2 separate regions of the Homo sapiens genome follow, and region 2 is linked to region 1. A link is a loop called in an ENCODE intact Hi-C map of the cell type or tissue named here. Cell type or tissue: endothelial cell of umbilical vein. All regions are shown on one strand.

Region 1 (8,000 bases):
GTGTACATTTTTATGTATATGTCTATGTGTGTGTACATGTGTTTCTTTATGGTGAGCCATGTGCCATAAAATCACTAATCTTGGTTTTGGAAATTTGACTTCTCTACCCACATGAGTTTCTTAAAATGTTCATAATTGGACGGATATTATGGAAACTGTATAGGTAGCACTTCAGGGATGTCCCGCTAACTCTTTAGCCTAAGGATATCATTATATTATAATTCTTTCTCCCTGAATCTCATAGTATCTTCATTCTCCCACATTCATGGAGATAAAATGTCAGGCTTTGCTCTTTCGTGGATCAGTCATGACCTTCTGTGGAAGCCTATACCATCCATTCCTTTGTAATTACTAGTTTAATCTCTAAACAACATGGATTCTGAGTAGAAATTCACCATTTCTTAATACAATATTCAGAATTTCTAAATTTCCCTAAGTCTTGCATACAAAGTGAGGGAAAAAATTATGTCCCATAGACAGTAACTTTTTTTCTGTCACCTTTCAGACAGAAAGGGGCAGAAAGCTTGCTTGAGAATCAAGTTTCTAACTCTGGTTTTGTTATCACCCAGGAAATCACTTAATTATATTGGGCTATAAATTTCTGATTTTTTCAATTATAAATTTATAATGCATAATTTTTGAAAATGCTTTTGGCTCAAAACTTATGTTAACTCTATGACTATGATATAATTGGACTGTCTACATCACTCAAATTTAATTTTTAACTTTTATTAAGTGAACATAAGTCCCTAGAAAAGGTTCTCTTATACAAGTTAACTTTAATAAATCCAAACTCAAACATTTACCAGCTGGATAAAAATTGATATGTGTAACACTGGAATACATAGAAATTTCAGCCTCATCTTCCAGCCTGGGCAGCCGAGATTGCAACACTGCACTCCAGCCTGGGTGACAGAGGGAGACTCTGTCTCAAAAAAAAAAAAAAAAAAAAAAAGAAAGAAAGAAAGAAAGAAAATTAAAGCTCAGTACAACGACTACAAAATGACACAGCTGAAAGAATGACTCTGTAGTTTTCTAAAAGGAAGTCTCTACTCCTTAGTGAATAATTTTTCACTTAAGTAAAACCAAGAATTCTGACCTTTTCCCTCTCCTCTCTAGTAACACTTCTCTTCCAGTTCTACTGTCAAGATAAAAGCCTTTCCCCCCAACTATGATATGTTAAGGCTTTTAAGAAAGTGTGGACAAGAAAGTCAATTATGGGTTTAAGCTTTGATAATATACTCTAAGTTTTCACAGAAAACTAAGTGATTTGCTCCCTTTTCCACCTCACTTACTCTGTTTGGATGCATACTGCAAGAGAAAATTCACTTTTCAACTAGTTGCACTTATAAAAAGACCCTGGGAAAAATCCCACATGCTCTGAGCCAGCTGCAGAGAGGCCGCAGTGGTTCCTTAATGACTGCAGCCTAAGGATGCAGGAACGGGGCCACTAATCCGACTTCAGATGAGCACAGCACTTTTGTGAGACTATGGAAATAGGAGGTTAGACACTATACCTGGGCCATTCAGCAACCTTGTATCTTCAGGAAAAGCTGCAGAGACCTGCTGATCCTGGAAACAGCTTCAGGTACTTCTATCATGAGGAGTGGTCCAGCATGCCTACAGAGGTTGTCCAACCCTAAAAATTTACTCTGATAGAAAAATAATATTTTTTCCAACCCATTGGAAAGTAGAATTGTCAATGTATTCATTTGCCTGCTTTTTTAAAAAGGATCATCTAACCATAAAACAACCTATAAATAAATATTGTTCTTTCTTTGTAGTGAGGTGATTAGAAATGATTATTTCACACATATGCTAGATTTATAGCCTATTAAATAAAACTTATATATGTCATATTCAACTTTATTTTCTCTTATTTTAAATTATATTTTGCTAAATATGTTAGCATAATTTTATTGTCTGAAGGTAAAACAATCATCTGAAGAACGTCTTCGTGTTGTAGACCTGTGTGCATGGTGTTTCTGTTCTTCATATCAACTGACTGGATTGCTGCCACCTCGTTAGCCAGCTCTCAATCAAGCAAAGAAAGCACATGAATTGAGAGATTGCTGCATATGGCAGACTGTACTGAGTAATCTTTAGGGAATACTTTCTGCCAATTTGGGGTTCTAAATCTGTTTTATGTTCACATTAGTGTCCTCAACTAAGAATAGAATTCCAGCTTCATTCAAGTCACAGTAAGGCTTGTTTTCCTGTTGGAATTTGGATGTATTCCTGAAAGTGCATGCATAGAACAGTAAACCAATCACTGAAGAATGAACTATCAGTCTGAAATGCCTAACACAACAATCGTTTAGTCAGTAATAGGAAACAATTTTGCTTTACATTTGAAAGTCTGGCTTTAACTTATGACTTTGTCAATATGTACTAAAGGCCACAGAAAAAGAGCTATGATTAATCTGCTATCAACCTAACTCTGGGCAGTTGTGTGTTTTGTTCTGTTGAGTTCCTGCATATGCATAACAATAATATTGCCTAGATTCAAAAGAAAGCATAGGAAAGTCCATTTCCTGAATAAAGTACACTAGCCCAGCAGGAAAATCATGTGAGAAAGGTTTGAATGCAAAGGTTATCAGTTTATTACAGCAACCCCAGAGCAGTGCTTGTAGTAAAGAAGCTTTTTAGTTCTTTATAGCTTGTCCTTTCAACAAATACTACTGTGCATTTTTCTGGGCAACACAATATGCCACTTGCTAAAGAAGCCACAGGTGAGTAATACATAGATTCTTTTCCCAAGGAAATTATGATCTATTAAGATGGATAAACAACTAAATATAAGAGAAGAAGCAACGAATTACTCTTACCCCTCTAGTAAATTATAGAGACACCTTAAGATCAGGAATCAGGGGATGCCATCCCTCATCTCTCATCATCACAGATTGTGTTCCTCAGAATTAGACCCTAATATAAGCTTTGGATGCAGGTAGTTAATTTACTTAAGAAGTGATATTAGACAACACTGGTAGGGGAATGAGGAAATGAAACATGGGAGGGAAGGAAGTCAATATTGGCAGCTTTTATTGGCAGGTTATTGTCAGGGCAACCTGCACAAATGCTGGAAGACAGCCTAGAAAGCCTTCAGGGTTACCCATTCACTGAGTGCAGAGGACTGGCTTTTTATTCACCAATGTCCCTCTCATATTGGATGAGGGCTATTGCATGCTGCACTAATTCCTAGATGCTTTCAACTTGTCCCAAGCATGGACCAAACACTTTCTGTGGCCATAAAGAGATCTAGGGTTTCCACTGGGAAGCTGCAAACACATTAGTGGATAGTGAGTGGTAAAGGAGTACCTGTGAGATGGCAACTTTATCTGTTCACTCCCTTTGCTGTAGCTCATAGCATACTTTCAAACACATTGCGAGCATTTGGAGACAAAGTAAGGACAGGGCTTGGCTTTAGCTCACCCCAGCTAGAGCATTCCCACGGATCACAAAACCCACACCACTACCTCACTGATGTCATACCCGTTAATAGTCACACAAAGAAAATAGCCAATCTATATCATTCTTTTGTGTTCCCGTAATGTTTAGTCATGACGTTTACTTAAAGAATTTCAAAAACTGGCCTTAGGAGATCCAAAATCGATTCAAGGTTCCAGAGTGTCCCACCTTGGGAAGGAATGCTGAACAATTTATTCACAGCCTTGTTGCTGCTAACCAGACCACCAGGTGGCTCATTGCTCAAGAGAACCACCACAACCACTTACTGACCTGCATCCCCTACTCTTCATGTGCTTTGACCAGCCCAGCCTGCATATCTTACCCCTGATGTGAATTCCCATACTTTGCAGATATAAAAATCCCTACTGACTCTTTTTGGGGAGCCAGCCAGAGAACCCTTGCACCTCTGCTGTCTCCCTTGCATTTGAGTACAAGCCACAAATAAAAGCCTTATCTGGGAAATCAGCCTGGCCCCGTATTAATTGCCATTACATGGGGAGCCTAAGAGCCTGTGGTCTGTAACGTTTAGATGACACCAAATTATCCAAGAAATATTGTAAGGTCTATCCTCTATTGCATTTTCTGTTTCTGCACAAATGAATAGCGTATTTTCTTTCTCTCTAATTTCTACCCCTATTTATATATTACTTGTTATTATATGAATAAAATATTATAATGGCTTCCCAACTGGTTTCCCTGCCTCCAGTCTGCACTTACTCCAATCCATCACATATATTTTTATCAGATTATCATATTTTGTCTTCATTTATTTAATATCTTCAGCAGTTCTTCCCTGTGCATAAGAGCATGCCAGGATTTCTAATGTCCATAAAGGCTGCATTTTGCATTCTATAGAATACTTTTATTTATATTATTGTGTTTACTCTTCCTAGCCATCTTGTGAATATGAATTATTACCTGATTTTTGAGATAATCCTTAAAAAGTTTATGATTTTTCTCCATGGAATTTAAGTGAATTCCTTTTACATTTCCTTAAGGTAAGAACTTGGAATTTGAGCCCAGTAGTATTGTTGTCTTCCATTTGTACCCCATTTATTCATTCTTTGTTTTTCTGCCCTGCTATATTCCTAACAAAGCTTACTCACAGCTCTTGCTTGGAATTGGCCTAGCAGACACTAGCAAGAGATCAGCATGTTTCATAGGTTTGTAAACACAGAAAACCACTGGAAGCCATGCATCATTTCAGTAGTGAATCTTCTCATGCATCGGTTTGGTACCTCATTATGTGGAGGGTAAATAAAATCAGTCTTCTACATTAAACACACACACATATACACAGTGCCCACTAATATATAAAATTAGACTCTATCTCAATATTGGCTTGTCTCTATCTCAAAATGAAACCAATATTTTAACATGAGGTGAAAGACCATATTAACTTGCCGAGAAAGGGAGCAAGAATTTGTCTGCTTTACTGCTCTTATCTGACAACCATCTCCAGCCTGTCAGAGAATTTGGAAAAGCCCACAGTTAAGTTGGGAATTAAAGTATTTCTTTGACAAGAGCACTGCTATGAGTGCCATCTCCCTAGGGGCTTGGGGTGGGATGACTGTCTTCTGACCTTAATTTTGGTGAGAGTCATTTCAAAGAGATAACTCAACTAGGTTGATTGTATTCCCAGCAGTCTAGTGACATACTGGATGAGGGTCAGACTTGCAAGTGAGAATTTTAAAAGGGCAAAAGGCTGTAGCTAAACTACCTGCTGTGCAGCTAAATGAAAAGCAGGGTATAATTGAAAATAACTGCACTCCTACTGATGGCAGATCAAATGGGGCACATGTTCTATGTGCATAGGAGAAATTTGGCCAGAGTTGGTTTAGATCCTGCAAAGAGGTTCAAAAGACGGGGCAAATGGACTTCAGCTGAAAGAGGTGAGAAGAGTATTGCCAAATGACCAGGAGATGTGAAAGCAATCTTGATTGATGGGCTAGTGGAAATATACTTGTATATGTCAAGGAATGTAGAGACCAGAAATCCTCGTGATGAAGGAATTTTCTAAGGAACCCACAAAAATATCTCTAAAAAAGGGTCAGCTTTAAACCTCTGCCACATCCAGAGGAAACCAATGCCATATTGGTTCAGGTAAGTTATACATAGAGAACCCATTCATTTGTCTACTGCAGGCAGTCATTCCAAAAGAAAGAGATTTCTTTCTTTCTTTCTTTCTTTCTCTTTCTTTCTTTCTTTTTCTTTCTTTCTTTCTTTTTCTTTCTTTCTGTCTTTCTCTTTCTTTCTATCTACCTTTCTTTCTTTCTCTCTTTCCTTCCTTCTGTTAGTTATCTTTTTATTTAAGAGTTTTATACATTAAATATGTTAATTATTTGCATATTTTATATGTTCCAAATATGAAATCCTGGGCTTTACAGACAAGAACCTGGGTGACAAGTAGGACTCAAACTATTAGTGGTAAAATAATCAATATTGGGAGAGAACTCTTCAAAAACCAGGTCTTACCATATAATGGGCCCTTTTAAGGACTCTATATTTATACCATAAAAGCAACCAATTATATTGGTCATAGTTGGAAATTTTTTTAATTCATCCAACCAATATTCATTGAGCACCCACCATATTCTAGGTACTGTTTCATTTATTATTTTTTATTTCCATAGGGTTTTGGGGAGCAGGTGGTGTTTGGTTACATGAATAAATTATCTAGTGGTGATTTCTAAGATGTTGGTGCACCTGTCACTTGAGCAGCATACACTGTACCCAATTTGTATTCTTTTATCCCTCACTCCCCTCCCAGCCTTTCCCTGGAGTCCCTAAAGTCCATTGTATGATTCTTATGCCTTTGCATACTCATAGCTTAGCTCACACTTATGACTGAGAACATACAATGTTTGGTTTTCCATTTCTGAGTTACTTCACTTAGAATAATGATCTCCAACTCCATCCAGATTGCTGTGAATACCATTATTTTGTTCCTTTTTATGGCTAAGTAGTACTCCATGGTATATATATATATACCACAATTTATTTTTCCACTCATTGATTGACGGGCATTTAGGCTGGTTCCATACTTTCACAATTACAAAATGTACCACTAAAACAGGCGTGTACAAGTATCTTTTGTGTATAATGACTTCTTTTCTTCTGGGTAGATATGCAGTAGTGGGATTGCTAGATCAAATGGTAGTTCTACTTTTAGTTCTTTAAGGAATCTCCACATTGTTCACCTTTAACCGCAGTGGTTGTACTAGTTTACATTCTCACCAACAGTGTAAAAGTGTTCCCTTTACACCACATCCCCACCAATATCTATTATTTTTTGATTATGGCCATTCCTGGAGGACTGAGATGGTATCACATTGTGGTTTTCATTTGCATTTCCCTAATCATTAGTGATGTCGAGAATTTTTTCATACATTTGCTGGCCATTTGTATATCTTCTTTTGAGAATTGTCTATTAATATCCTTAGCCCACTTTTTGATGGGATTGTTTATTTTTTTCTTCTTAATTTATTTGAGTTCCTTGTAGATTCTGGATATTAGTCTTTTGTCAGATGTATAGAATGTGAAGATTTTCTCCCACTCTGTGGGCTGTCTGTTTACTGTGTTGATTGTTTCTTTTGCTGTGCAGAAACTTTTTAGTTTGATTAAGTCCCATCTATTTATCTTTGTTTTTGTTGCATTTGCTTTGGGGTTCTTGGTCATGAAGTCTTTGCCTAAGCCAATGTCTAGAAGAGTTTTTATGATGTTATCTTCTAGAATTTTTATAGTTTCAGGTCTTAGATTTAAGTCCTTGATCTATCTTGAGTTGGTTTTTGTAAGGTGAGAGATGAGGATACAGTTTCATTCTTCTACATGTGGCCTGCCAATTATCCCAACACCGTTTGTTGAATAGGGTGTCCTTTCCTCATTTTATGGTTTTGTTTCTTTTGCTGAAGATCAGTTTTCTGTAAGTATTTGGCCTTATTTTTGCATTCTCTATTCTGTTCCATTGGTCTATTTGCCTATTTTTATACTAGTACCATGCTGCTTTGGTGACTATAGCTTATAATATTTTGTAGTCAGGTAATGTGGTGCCTCCAGATTGATTATTTTTGCTTAGTCTTGCTTTGGCTATGCGGGCCCTTTTTTGGTTCCATATAAATTTTACAATGTTTTTTCTACTTCTGTGAAGAAAGATAATGGTATTTTGATGGGAATTCCATTGAATTTCCAGATTTCTTTTGGCCGTATGGTCATTTTCACAATATTGATTCTACCCATCCATGAGCATGGGATCTGTTTCCATTTGTTTGTGTTGTCTACAATTTATTTCAGTAGTGTTTTATAGTTTTCCTTGTAAAAAATCTTTCACCTCTTTGGTTAGGTATACTCTTAAGTATTATGTATTTTTTTGCAGCTATTGTAAAGAAAGGTTGAATTCTTGATTTGATTCTCAGCTTGGTCACTGTTGGTGTATAGCAGAGCTACTGACTTATATACATTGCTTTTTTTAATCCTGAAACGTTGATGAATTCATTGATCAGTTCTAGGAGCTTTTCAGAGGTGTCTTTAGGGTT
Region 2 (8,000 bases), 1.3 Mb after region 1:
GTTATAGTAAGCTATCTCTGAAAAATGCAAATATTGTATAGTTCATCATAAATATCATTTCTGTTTTGCAGAAATGGGGATGGGATATATGATGTTCCTACAACTTAAAAATATACTGTAATAAGTTTCCATGATTTATGAGCTTTACATTACCATAATTTAAGAATGCTGATGTGAAATAAAACATATCAGTTTATATTACATCTTTTATTATCCCAGCCTAATATCCTTTAGCACTCGATTTGAAAGAAAAACATTGCTTGCCATGCAATAGTTATAGTATAATATGCTTGCTTAAGTTCCTTCCATGAGGATGATTTATTTAGTGAAATTATGAATAATATAAACCATTGAAAATATTATAAAGCAGTGTGAATTCCAACTTAATGTAAATATTGATACTTCTTTGGTATATTATTAATATTTTAAATGGTTTAAATATTCAAGCACTTGAAAGAATAAATGAATTAACACGGCAAAGTAAAGAAAAATTTAAGGCTTAATAACATATTACGTTTTGCTATTTAAATTTCTAAATTACATTCTGATTTTCAAAACTGAAACATTAATGAATGTGAAAAATTAGGAACAAATGCCACTTGTGTAAACATTTGTTTTACTCTGGCAATCTTAACACAAATGTCTGGAAATAATATAGTGCTGAAAAGGCTTCTAAACGTAGTGCCTTCAGAAGAGACTCTCATCATCTCTCTCTGCCATTGACTTGCTGTATGCTGAGGTGCTATTAAGTACATACAATTTGATTAATTTGTTAATAAAGGCAAATGTGAAAATCTTGTCTGTAATTATGAACATAGCCCTGGGAGTTTGAAAAAATGTTCATATATTCAGAACCCCTGGTATGACCTCATCTGAAGCTCTTACTGCACTAAGCATTTTTATTTTGTCTTATAGTTATTTTTATATATATTCCATCTCTCCATCAAATTATAAGTTCTTTAAAAAGACAGGATCTATGTCTGATTAGTTATTTTATTTCCCATATCACCAAGCACAGCACCTGCTATTTAATAAGCAAGGAGTAAATCTTTAGTGAATAAATGAATTAAACATTGAGTAAATGAATGGATGGATTAATGAATAAATAAATGAGTGAATGAGTTTTAGCTGTAGAATTTGTACTTGTAACCTCTACAGATACAAGGCAATATGACTGTAATTACAAATAGCACATTGTTAGCTTACTCTGAAACAGACCCTATTCTTATTTTTTATATAAACTTGTTCATTTAATTCTCACAAAATCCAAAGAGCTAGATTCTGTAATTCTCCTCTTCTAGAAAAGGAAACTTAGAGAATATAAATGTGGCTGAAGCCAAATGGTTAGTGACAAAGCAAAACCTTAAACCCTGACAATCTGGCTTCAGATTCTAAGCTTTTATCTACAATGCCTACACCCGGCAAAGCACGGCACTAGATGTTGGAAAGAAAAGGGTGAGTAGGACTGGAACCCCATCCTGAAGGAGTTCTCAGATGAGTGAGAAGTGAGAAACAGTCAAGCAAGCAACGATAATGCAATAAGGTCAGTGGTACCATAATGGGGCAGAGAAGGTGCTCTTACTATAGTCTCAAGGGTCATGAAAGAACTTTTATCTAGAGTAGCCAATACCACTATCTGAATTATATCTAAGGTACAACTCAAAACATCATCTTAGCAATGACTATCTCACTTTCTGGGGCAGAACTTTGCAGGAGCTCATTCAACAACAATCATGTGCACAAAGTATAGTGACACAAAAAAGAGAATGATCAACTCAGTCAGTCTCAAGGACTCAGGGAAAAATATAAAGGAGATGCCCCTTGAGGTAAAGGTGATTAGGATGAGCCTGGGTGTGGGAATGGTGATGGAAGAAAGAGAGAGGCAAGCACTCTAGTGTTGAACCGCTCATGTAAAGACATGGCAGTATGAAACAATTCAATACATTTGAAGACACAATAGTACTTTAAAATGGCTAGAATAAAAGGTAGAAGGAGAGTATTGAGAGATGAGGGTAGACAAGTTGACACGATGAAGATGAGAGAGTTGAAATGAGTTTTGGCTGTATCCTGGTTTTGGAGAGTTACGGAAGGATTTTAACAAGGGAATGATACAAACAGATTTGGTTTCCAAAAGACACTCTTAGGCATTGTGGACTGCTAAACCCAGTATTAAACTTTTAATTCTAAAGGCAAAATAGCAATAATAGTAATAGCACCAAAAAGAGTAGCAGAGGTGAGAGAGTTGAGAGCTAATTAGGAGATAGCCATTAATGACCAAATCTGGCAAGAAAAGGAAGGGAGTTGCAAGGATCTAGATAACTGCTAATGTTTAGTTTGCATGAAATTAGCCAGAATAAGTACATAAGAAAAGAATTAAGGTTTTTAGATTTTAAAAGGAGGTAGAAATTAAAAGAAAAAATTAGGTCATTTCTAGATATTTTTAGTTTGAGGCAATGTCTAATAGGTAGCTGGGTATAAAGTCCAGAATGGAGACATAGATTTAAAGTTATCAGAATGGAGGTGATAGTTTCAGCCATGAGAGTAAATGAGACTTCTCATAGAAGCCATGTAGAGTGATAAGATTACCAAGAACAGAAATCCAAGTAAAATTAGCATCGAGTGAGCCTAGGAAGAGAAGCATCCTGCAGAAGCAAGCAAATTCAGTGTGGATGGAGATGCCTGAGGAGGGTCAGCACTGTGGAGTGCTGTGAAAGCTGTGAGAGCAGCCCATTTTAGGAAGAATGAAGAGTCAGCACTGTCCTGTGCTACGTCTACTCAGGGAACATCTGAAAATCAACCACTGTCTCTGACATTTGGGCAGTTAGTTACTGGTGACCTTTGCCAGAGCAGTTTCTGTGTAAAACTGAGAGTAGAAGCCAGATTTCTGTGGATTAAGGTTAAATAAATAGATGAGGAAATAGAGACATGGATAATAAATTGCGCTTTTCAGAGGTTAGGCTATGAAAAGAAGAAGACAAGGCTGATGTTATGCCTTTATGTCTAGCTGCTGGTCTGATTAGGATTGCTTTCTGATTAATAGGCCCAATGGCTGTGTGTATATGAGCAGCTCCCTGATCCGCAAAGATACAACACCCTAACATTTGATGAACTATACTATAGTGAACTTGCAATGTTTTCTGTTTTTCTGCAAGTCTCCATCATTTTCAGCTTGTTTGCCTCTTTCTCAAATCTTCTTTGGGTGCGAGGGAAATAAGCAAAAGTTTTGATTTAACATGAAGACAACTTAAACCCCTTTATCTTCCATGGCCTGTAGGCTTTAGGCAGTAATTGTAAGAGGACCTATAATTTTAAGTAGAGGTTTTAGTAATTTCATCAATAGAATTACTTTAAATTACTTAAGGTAAAAATGTATGTTTTCTAAAATAAAGAGAAAGCAAACTTTATGGTGGAAAAACTACAGGAAAGCTAGTATACAATGAAGATCCCTCATCCTCTAGATTCTCTGTCCAAAAATTCCTGAAAGATTTCTATGTTGTAAAAAGTACAAAATTGGAAGGGAAGAGAAGGAAAGGCAGAGAGAATATTGTGCAGATCACTGTATATTAGCCCTCAGGAATGAAGTGCTTTAACAAAATTTATAATGGATGACAGTATGCCAACTATTCATAGCAAAATTCTTATTAAATAAAAAATTGGGGATTCAAAGATATTTGTTATTTTATTGTTATTTTTCAGTGCGTTTTTTGCTTCCTGAACATGAGCAACTAAAAAAATGTTTCTTCCAAGTCTGTTTTTTAAAGACTATGAACTGAGTGGTCCCATCCTGCCATCTATGGGTTCAATTCATCAAATGTATGCTATCACTTTAGTGGGAATTCAGTAATCAGTAAAACATAGTTATTTCTATAAGTAAAACATGTTGTACACGCTTTGTTTCTCACTTCCACAAAAGTACAAATATTTATTATAAGACACGTATTCAAAGACTTGCCATCTAAAGGGAAATAGAATTAATTAAGATGGAAGAAAGCTGCATAAGCAAAGTGCTTAGAATTTACACAGCCTTAGTTTAATACAACCCTCTCCTGAGACCTAATATATGGAAATATTTGGTACAAATTGAGTCTCACTATTGATGAAGACTCATTGCTTAGAGTCCCAAAATAGGTAATGATAATATTGCTATGATGTGTGGATGCTAAACTCCCATCTCAGGTGTACCTAAAAATATAGTGTCAAATCCTTTACTGTAGTATAGGTTCTACAAGTCCTAATGATGCTATAGGGATATCTGTGTGTGTGTGTGTGTGTGTGTGTGCATGTGTGTGTGTGTGTGTACTCGTGTATGCATTTATTCAAAGTAACAAAGCATTTGTCTCAGAAATATTACACATAACACATTCAAAGGACCGATCAAAACTGTCTTTTCCCTGCCTTAGCAGCCTTGTGGAGACAATAATGAAGTCCCAATTTTAAATGCTTTATGCAGTCAGGGCTTTTTAACTTTCTGGAATGTCTCCTTTCATATCAGAGAAAATTTCTTCCCAGCCTGTTTAATGTGATGGGCTTCTTTTCTTTTCAGATAAAAAAGAAGTCAGTAGCTAGTATCCAAAAGGAAATGGAAGAGTCTACTGGAGAAAGTAAGAGAGAGTAATGTAACTGTTTTTCCCTGGTTAGATTCAACCGATGCAAGCGAACAGTACCTTTCAACTGATTTGTTGAATATGAAACTAGCTGTGTCCTTGCAAGTAATATTTCAGCTCTCTGCTTGCTTCAGATGTTCCCACATGCCAGTAAGCAACTGTATGGGCTCTGTTACTTTTACCTATTATAATGAACCCTGAAAGGTGATACCACAGATGTGAATGACTCCCATTTTAGATAGAAATTTATCTCTCCTCTTGCAACTTAAAGGAGATGGGGTTTTCATTTTGGTTGAAAGAGGCAGTAATAAATTTAGACTTGGTGATTATTGAAGACAGAGTGCTGTGTGAGACAACCTGCTTTATCCTCGCAGCTTTGAGATGTTAATGAGAAGGCTTTCCTTGGTGCTCTGGTAATAAATATTTGACAAAAATTAGGTTTGCAGTTGTAGGCAGAATTTGATCCAGCTACACAGGCCTATCAAGTCGTTCTCTACCAAACAAAAATAACACACACAGACATAATCATCACATAAGTCATGAAAGTATACAAATTTGCTGAAGTGTAGTATGAGTAAAGCAAGAGAATATTTTACCTCTTCAATCTCATACCTGGAACATGTATGTATTTTCAAGAAGATAGACACCAAATGGTCATTTAGTGGCATATGGGAGAGACGATAACCAGCAGGCTGAAGCAGTCAGAGTGACTGTTGAAGTTTATGGTGCTCCAGGTCACCAAATTGCCTCTAGTGAAAACCACATATCAGTTAGCGGAGCTTTAGTTACGTTTGTCAATTGACAGAAATTGGAGCTAGAAGATGTCTCAGATTTTACATAGTCAATTCTTCCAACTTTCTTAAGCAATGAAACCCTTTATTCCTCCAAATAAAACCTATGCAAACTCTTAATGTATAACAAAGATAAAACTGGAGTTAGTTTGGTTAAGTTGGAGACAAATCTTATTTTCCTACCCATCACATTACATAGCGGCCTTGAAGCCTCTCAAGGTGTCATACAGTTCCAAATAATTTGTTTTGAAAACTTCTTGTCTAAACCAGTTTTTTCACTTTATAGGTGAGGAAACTGAAACCCAAATAGGATGAGTCAGAGACCAAAGTCAAGCAACATAACTAGGGCTAGAATTTCGTTTTTACTACCCTTGTTCCAGTGCTTTTCCCACTACACAGGTGGAACACCAAAAGCTTTGAATCGAGCAGATCCAAGTTAAAACTATAATCCTTCATGAAGGATTGTAGATACTTTAGTCACCTGACCTATAAAATAGGGGAAAATAAATTATTTTTATAGGATTATTGTGAAGATTAAATGAGAGGACATGCAAAATGGCCAATACACTACTAGTCTAAAACAAGTGCCTATTAAATGCTGGTTTCCTCTTCTGTCCTTCTCATGTATAATTCAAATGTTGAAGGGTAAACACAGGCAAGCACAGATCTATATAACCTGAATAACTGTGTAACTTTATTTCACTGGATAGACAAATTAGCAGCACTGGTCCTTTGATTCATTTGTTAATGCACTATGTATATCATTATGATATTGTCCTTTTTATTACAATTATTAATTAAATCAGCCATGCACATAAGCATTCACTTGTAATGAGTAAAAAAAAAAAAAAAAAAAAAAAGATGGAGAGGTTGTACAAGATTAATTACTCTACTGATGTGTTTCTCCCAGATTGAGGCAATTTGACAGTGGCATCTTCAAGCTACTGGTACAGCACATACATTTCCCACAGCTGACAAAGGGTCAGTAAATTTGGAAGGGAAAGGAAGCTTTGGTATTTGGTGTTGTCATTGATCAGCCTTGAAATATGGCTTGCTTATGAGGATTAGGTACCAAAAACACATAGAAAAATAAATTAGAGTTTCCAATTTAATCACAAAATTTTACTAGAAGCCCTACCCTTGGAGTCAAACTGGCCTTAAATTGGAGAGCTCCATAGCAATTTACTGCCTGGCCTCAGCATACCAATTTATAATATGAGGGGACTAGACTAACTAGTCTCCATGTTACCTTTCAGCTGTAATGTTTTCAGATCCTAAGAAATCTATGCATGTTTAAAAGATAGTATGTATTGATTGATTGTTATTTTTTAAAGTTAAACTTACTCCTTAACAAAGTAGAAGTGCTGCCAATATTTTTACCTTCTGTATATTTTTGTTATTGAACTCAAAATTATTTTTATTCGACAAAAAAATGCATCTTAATGTGCTTGTCTCTGTAGTGAGTTTCCATAAAACTTAGCTCAAGAGCACTGCTGGCCTAATCATTTTGTCATCTCTACACAGAATTTTACTCTCCAGAGAAATTTCCTTTATGTTCACAGTTGCAACAACCTTGGCCAGTAACCTATGAAAAAGGCACTAGAATAGACATTCTTGCTTGCTATTTTATTTCACACAGCTCTAATCCTATAACTAATTAGGCCAAAATGTGACTTGAGTATATGGCGTTGTGACTATTAGGACTTTGTAAAAATGAAAACATGCCAACATTTCCAGTCAAAAGAAAACAGATTAACAGAGTCTTTCTTCAGTATGACTTTCCTGATCTTTTCTCTTACAAAGCCTTTTGGAGGTCCTGTGAGATATTTCTTTCCCAGCACTTCTGAGAAGTTTCTTGGAGCATACTTATCAAGCGTGCACTGTGTTCCCTGTAATTTTGACTCCATCTAAAGTGGGATCCAATGGTTTGAGCACGTAATAAGGTGGCAAAGTCTGGGCCACTGTATCATCTTCGCTTCTGTGCTGTGATTTCTTTCTCTGAAAATGGAAATGTGACCCCTAATAAAAGATCCAGGAATACGTGTGAACAAAATGATTATTATGAAGGTCTGAGTATCATTATGATTAAACTTCCTATTTCTCTTTAGTCAGAGTGAAACATAGTTACTAGGGTACTCCACTAAACGAAAAAGTAAATTGAAATTGGCTCTTTTTTTGGCCATTCTGATGTTCCAGATAAAGGTAAAAAGAGGAGGAATTAACTGTGAAAGCAATAATATTTCAGTGGGCCACTCTTTCTCTAAAGCACTCTAAATTCAGTTTTAGAATCCATAAAACTGCTAGGGAAAAGACTGAAAATGGCATGTCCTCATTGAATGTGTCTATTCAGTGTGGACAGGGTTTCCTTTCTTTATAAATGTAATTCAATTGGGATTTCTCTGCAGAGATACAAATTAACTATCCACCCAGTATATAGTTAGACAAGATTTGAATAAACCAAGCCAGACTTGCTTGCATGGAAATGTTATTTCACCTATGCTCTGGCCAGGCATTTATAGTAGGTTGGATTTTCCGAATTTTAGCCTATTTTTAAGCAACACTTCTCTTTCAACAGTTTTAAAGAAATGAAGCAACTTCAGTTTCC

What was found. A loop is a pair of places that touch in the nucleus more often than their neighbours do. Peaks named below come from ENCODE experiments on the same cell type or tissue, not always from the same donor. Only the 100,000 strongest peaks of a DNase experiment are listed, where the experiment ranks them.
Region 2: a loop joins it to region 1, with 20 times the contacts of the local background. A loop is called at or near these places in 2 of 110 quality-filtered maps.

What each region holds. Positions count from the first base shown.
Region 1 is chr1:72,841,246-72,849,245 of GRCh38, reverse strand. No RefSeq gene overlaps it. Among named protein-coding and RNA genes, the nearest start is that of LINC02797, 5.0 kb to the left of the region's middle. In endothelial cell of umbilical vein, a CTCF peak has its summit at 3,677 (motif pointing right); DNase peaks (open chromatin) are centred at 2,545 and 3,015.
Region 2 is chr1:71,583,944-71,591,943 of GRCh38, reverse strand. The region is part of intron 6 of NEGR1 (neuronal growth regulator 1); the gene reads left to right. Among named protein-coding and RNA genes, the nearest start is that of NEGR1-IT1, 250 kb to the left of the region's middle. In endothelial cell of umbilical vein, no CTCF peak of the experiment used is centred here; a DNase peak (open chromatin) is centred at 3,783.